Linked DNA regions of Mus musculus: region 1 is linked to region 2. A link is a loop called in an ENCODE intact Hi-C map of the cell type or tissue named here. Cell type or tissue: left cerebral cortex. All regions are shown on one strand.

Region 1 (2,500 bases), 360 kb before region 2:
AGAGACATAACCATTTCCCATTATCAATGGGAAAAGCTATGCACCTTGTCGAAGAGTAATAATGCCGTAATAGTCTTCCTTAACACGACTGCTTTGCTTAACTAAGCCCCGGTATCTTCATTGCAACCTGCCATTGCTACTTTATATTTACTACCCTCTCTCATCTATCTCATTTCGACTTTCTGAAAGATATGTTTGTTGTGTGCACACTTCTCCCACACAAGAATGTCCCAGCATTTCCGATGCTTAGGAATTATTCTTGCAAATAACCTCTAAGAGCTGTTTAAAGATTTACGAACCGCTCTTTCCATTTGTTCCCTTACCCTGGCCCCAACTAGGTAACCCCTGAGCTCTGCCTCATCGACCAACTCGGTCTCCATCAGAAAGTACTTGGTTCATCAGTCCTGAGCGGACTGACGGGTATGAGGTGACAGAGGGCAGAGAAGAGGTGCGCCCGAGAAGCGCGGCGCTCTGGAGCGCCACGGTGGAACCTGGAACCCGACTGTGGGTGCCGGAAGCGCGCAGGCGGAAGTCACCCAGATCCCGGAACGCGGATCTCTTGGCCGCCCCGCCCGGAAAGAGCCCGCTGCGCTTGCGGCGCCGGCACTGAGCATGTGCGTGCGGCCCCGCGCATGCTCCGTGGAGGCCCGCTTCGGTTTCTGTCGCGGGGCCCGCGGTGTCTCCTAGCGTAACCGGAACTAGCCGTTGCGGGCCGGCCTTCTCTGCGCTCGGGCCTTGAGGTGATCTCCGAGCGCCCCGGACCCCTCCTTCCTCGCCGTCCCCCTCGGCTCGGCCGCTCGCCTCTCACAGCCGCCGGCATGAGCTCCAGGCCGCCAGCGTCGCCGCCAGCGCAAGGCTCCAGGTTGCTGCTGCTGTCGCTGCTCCTGCTAGGGACGGTCCCAGGCCCGCGCCCGGGAAGCGCCTTCTACCTGCCCGGCCTGGCGCCGGTCAACTTCTGCGCCGAAGAGAAGAGCAACGAGTGCAAGGTGGGGGAGGCCTGTCGGGCTGCGCGCCGCGGTGGGAGCGGGGTCTAGGAGCGGGGTCAAGGAGCGGGAAGGGGCGTAGCTGTGGGTGGGGTCGCATTTCGAGCCGCGACGGGACGGGGGCCTGCGGACCCCGGGTGGTCCCCGCGGGCTCGTCGCTGCAGCTCGGGGCGCTTTGCCCGGACCCCGGCGGCTTGCGGAGCGCCCTTGGACTGGCCTGCACGCAGGTACGCGGTGACCCGATGCCCACACGGGGCGCTCCCAGCCGAGCGACAACTTCCAGTAACTTAATTTCGTAGCTCACTGTTTTATTGCACTTTCCTAGAACTCCTGGTCATGACGGCTTATTCTCTCTAGGACTTTGATACCGAACTTCAAGAATACTAGTTGATCATTTAACCTGTGGATTGTGACGCATTCTAACCCTCCTTGAAAACCGCGTTAATAAAGACTAGTTGTAGTTAAGTTTAGTCCCTGGCCTTTAAATTTTTTTTTAAGCTATAAAATTTTTAAGAGACCCCCAAATGGGTTTCTCCGCGATGGCTTTAAACACTTAAAAAGCAGCAGAGAGCGGGAGAAAGAACCTGCCTTGAAAATGTTGGTTTCGTAGGCCATCCGCCCACACGTTTTTCAGTTTACCAGCTGAAAGCAGCTTTTAGGTATCAGGTGTAGAGCATCACAATACACCATTATTTCGTAAAGTTACTAAAACTTAACCATTTGGAGGATCCAGGGCCTCTCAGAAACCGTTAATTTTAATACTTCAAATAATGGTTAAGAAAACGTTTACACTTTTTATTTACTAAAATTTTAAGCTGGTGTTTATTTTATGACTCTTAGCTATACCACAGTTGTGAATTTTGAGGTTGTTTTAGAGTATTAGGGAGGCTATTAAAGTTTTCATGGCATTTTGCAGCTTCTCTTTAGGTTTGTGGGCTATCCTGTGTGGCGTTAACATGGTCACTACAGTTTTAGAAAGAAACAAACGTGTATCTATGACACGTAAGTCGTAGAGGGTTCAATAATGCCTACCAATCGGTAAGATTCACCCAGGCACACAGTCCATTAACTGTGGTACCCGGAAAAGCAGGAACTTCTGCCTCCTTCTAGAGAGTTCTGACCTAAAGTGAGATCCAGTCTTACAGGCACACTGAATTTTTCTGTTAAATATTTCAGAAGCCAACCTTTATAAACAAGTACTTGGTCTGTAAATGAACAGTGAATGTGTGTTGTATTCGTAATTTCTTAGAGAAATACATTCCTGGCTCCTCCATCAGCCACTGGAGAACAGAGGCTTATTAATAAAATCTGATGTTACGAAAGGTATGGTCCACATACCTAGAGAGCATAGATGAGGAAATGTTTGTGGATTAGAGTCTTCTGGAGAAGCAGCAGAGATGTGACACTGGACACGGACTTTAGAGAGAAGTGTGAGTGGATTTGTGGGTGATTTGTGTTGTCTCACAAGGTCTTTAAGTGTCCTTTTGAAGTTTCTGATCCTTTGAGGGTTTGACTTA
Region 2 (2,500 bases):
ATACAATGCCCACTGGCTCAGAAAGTCCCAGGACAGCCAAACACTAGGCACGCTATGAACTGAATCCGGAGGTGCCAGCACCCCCCTCGAGGGGCACCCCACAAGCTCCACCTGGAAGGGTCCATGCAACCTGTAGGAGCAGGAACAAGAAATGGAACCACCCCCCCTATCTGGAATCAGAAAGAAATATCCTGCCGCGAGGTCCCCTCTACCACTTGCTGTTCCGGATCGGGTCAGAGGGCAACATGTCCTGTGAAAACCCAAAAGCCATGATTCGAGTAAGTCAGTCAAATTCTTCTTGGTCAGCTGCCACCAGCCTCCTCGGTTAAGGTCCATTCTTCTCCAGAGGCCTGGGAAAGTGGAGAGGGCCCAAAACGTCCTGCCCTGCACTGTATTTAAAAGTTCCCTTTGCCCTTAGGTGCTTGCTCAAAGTATTGAAAGCATTGAGCACAGAGCATGCAACTGGTCTGTTTTTGTTTTTTTAAGCGAAAAGAGTCTCCAGGGAACTTTCCCTTTAGTAAAGAAACTAAGAACTGATCCGAGTTAGGGAAAAGGAAGGGGGCGGGGTGGGGGTGGGGTGGGGAGGCCTGTAAGGAAAACTTCTAGCCGATCCTGCAGGTCAGAGGGAAGCCTTTAAGTTTTAGGGCTTCAAGAGCAAGGCTGTAGGCTAAGACCACCTCAACCAGGCTGCTCTCATAAAGGCCTCAGGCCAGTGGCCTGTGTAAGGGCCTGTGCTTGGGGGTTGCCTTTGCGTTCCAGTCCCAGATGCGCCGATAAATCAGTCAAGTGATTACTGAATGTAAACTCAGGTTACCTAAGTGTCCTCCGAGGAGTAATATTTCCCATCATATAAATCTCGACTACACTCGCCCTCCACATTAGCCGGGCGCGATCGCGCGTTCTACAGGACCAACAGGGCCCATGCCTCTATGGCCCAACGCCTCAGCCTCCTTCACCAGACCCACGGATCCCCGACGTGGGGCAGAATAAGAGGAGGAACCTCATGGAGTTAAGAGTTCTCCCCAAGTTCCACAGAGGTCTTACAGATCCGGGGAAAGCACCCTCTCTGGGGTCTAGAACCTTCTTTTAAAAGACAGAAGCCAACTTCTCCAGTGCCCAACACAATGTAACTAAAGCCTGTGGACCGTGTGTGAGTCGGTGCGTGAAGATATGTAAATGAAGTGTTGAGTGAGGACAAATGTGCAAGGGAGGTCGTGGTGTCACACGAGTGTGTGCACGAGGTCAGGAATGTATGAATTAGTATGAGAGTGTATGTCAGACCTCGAGTGAAAAGCTAGAGTTTCCTAGGGTCCCAGGTCTCTCCCTCAGACCTTCCTCAACCGGCCCCAGGACCTCTCTTCACGGGTGAGGCCGCTCTGACCAGCCTACAAAACATAGCCAAACCCATGCGCCCCTCCCACGCTGTATCTCGGCAACGCGGCGGTCCAGCAAGGCCCGCGTCCCGTGGAAGAAGGGAGGTGCTACCGGGTGACGGTAGCCAAGGTTCCCTTCCCCAAGGCCCTCCGGACCTCCCGGGGCTCGGGGCGTGGGGACTGCGGACCGTCCTGAGTGCCTTGATGCTGCTGTTGCTGTTCCCGGCAGGGCGGCGGCGGCTGGAGCGCGTTGCGGGTCCCGGCCGAGGGGCTGCGGGCACGCTGGAGACTCCGCCGAAAGGGAGGCCAGCGCGGGGCCCGTGTGTGTTATTGAATTACTTATTCATAGAAAAAAAAAGGGGGGGGGAGGGAGAAGAAGAAAAAAAAAGAAGTCACATGTCCGGGTCATACGTCTGCGGAGAAGTAGCAGAAGGAGGGAAAAATGAAAGCGAACAGAAGGCGAGGCGGTGGCGGCGGCGGCCGGGGACAGACACCCACCTGTATGAGTGCGCTTGTGGATCTTGAGGTTCTCGGAGCGCGCGAAGACCTTGCCGCAGCCCGGGAACGGGCAGGGGAAGGGCTTCTCGCCGGTGTGCACGCGGATGTGGTTGATGAGCTTGTACTTGGCCTTGAAGGGCTTGCCCTCGCGCGGACAGTCCTCCCAAAAGCAGACGTGGCTGCTCTGTTCCGGGCCGCCCACGTGCTCCACTGTGACGTGGTTCACCAGCTCGTGCATGGTGCCGAAAGTTTTGGAGCAGGGCTTGACGCCGCTGTCCGCGGACGCCGGCGGACCGGCCAGCTCCTCTGGGTCCAGCCACTTGCAGATGAGCTCCCGCTTGATTGGCTGCCGCATGTAGCGCAGGAAGGCCCCGGCCGCCCCCGGGAGGTGGGGGTGGTGCGGGTGCGGCGCGGGCGCCGGCGGTGGCGCCGGGGGCGGCGCGTGGTGTTGCAGGTGGGGCCCGGGCCCCGCGGCCGCTGCGGCCGCCGCTGCCGCAGCCAGGTTCAGGTTTAAGTTCACGGCTCCGTAGCCGTGCAGGGCGGCGGCCGCGGCGGCCGCCACCGCCCCATAGTGCGCGTCCCCTGAGCGCGGAGCGAAGGGTGGTTCGGCGCGGCCGTAAAGCTCGGCC

What was found. Hi-C counts contacts between places; a loop is a spot of excess contacts. Peaks named below come from ENCODE experiments on the same cell type or tissue, not always from the same donor. Only the 100,000 strongest peaks of a DNase experiment are listed, where the experiment ranks them.
Region 1: it touches region 2 in a loop (2.8-fold over the local background); 1 of 42 quality-filtered maps calls a loop at or near these places.

What each region holds. Positions count from the first base shown.
Region 1 is chr14:122,106,450-122,108,949 of GRCm38, forward strand. Tm9sf2 (transmembrane 9 superfamily member 2) reads left to right here and starts at 633. Exons shown (of 17, transcript NM_080556.3): 1 at 633-986. The coding sequence starts at 819. A330035P11Rik (RIKEN cDNA A330035P11 gene) reads right to left here and starts at 525. Exons shown (of 4, transcript NR_015586.3): 1 at 1-525. In left cerebral cortex, CTCF peaks have their summits at 433 and 1,227; a DNase peak (open chromatin) is centred at 590; H3K4me3 peaks cover 2,153 bases; H3K27ac peaks cover 1,286 bases.
Region 2 is chr14:122,462,021-122,464,520 of GRCm38, forward strand. It overlaps Zic5 (zinc finger protein of the cerebellum 5), which reads right to left. Exons shown (of 2, transcript NM_022987.3): 1 at 1,872-2,500. Among named protein-coding and RNA genes, the nearest start is that of Zic5, 2.4 kb to the right of the region's middle. In left cerebral cortex, no CTCF peak of the experiment used is centred here; DNase peaks (open chromatin) are centred at 1,463 and 2,130; H3K4me3 peaks cover 2,273 bases; H3K27ac peaks cover 1,840 bases.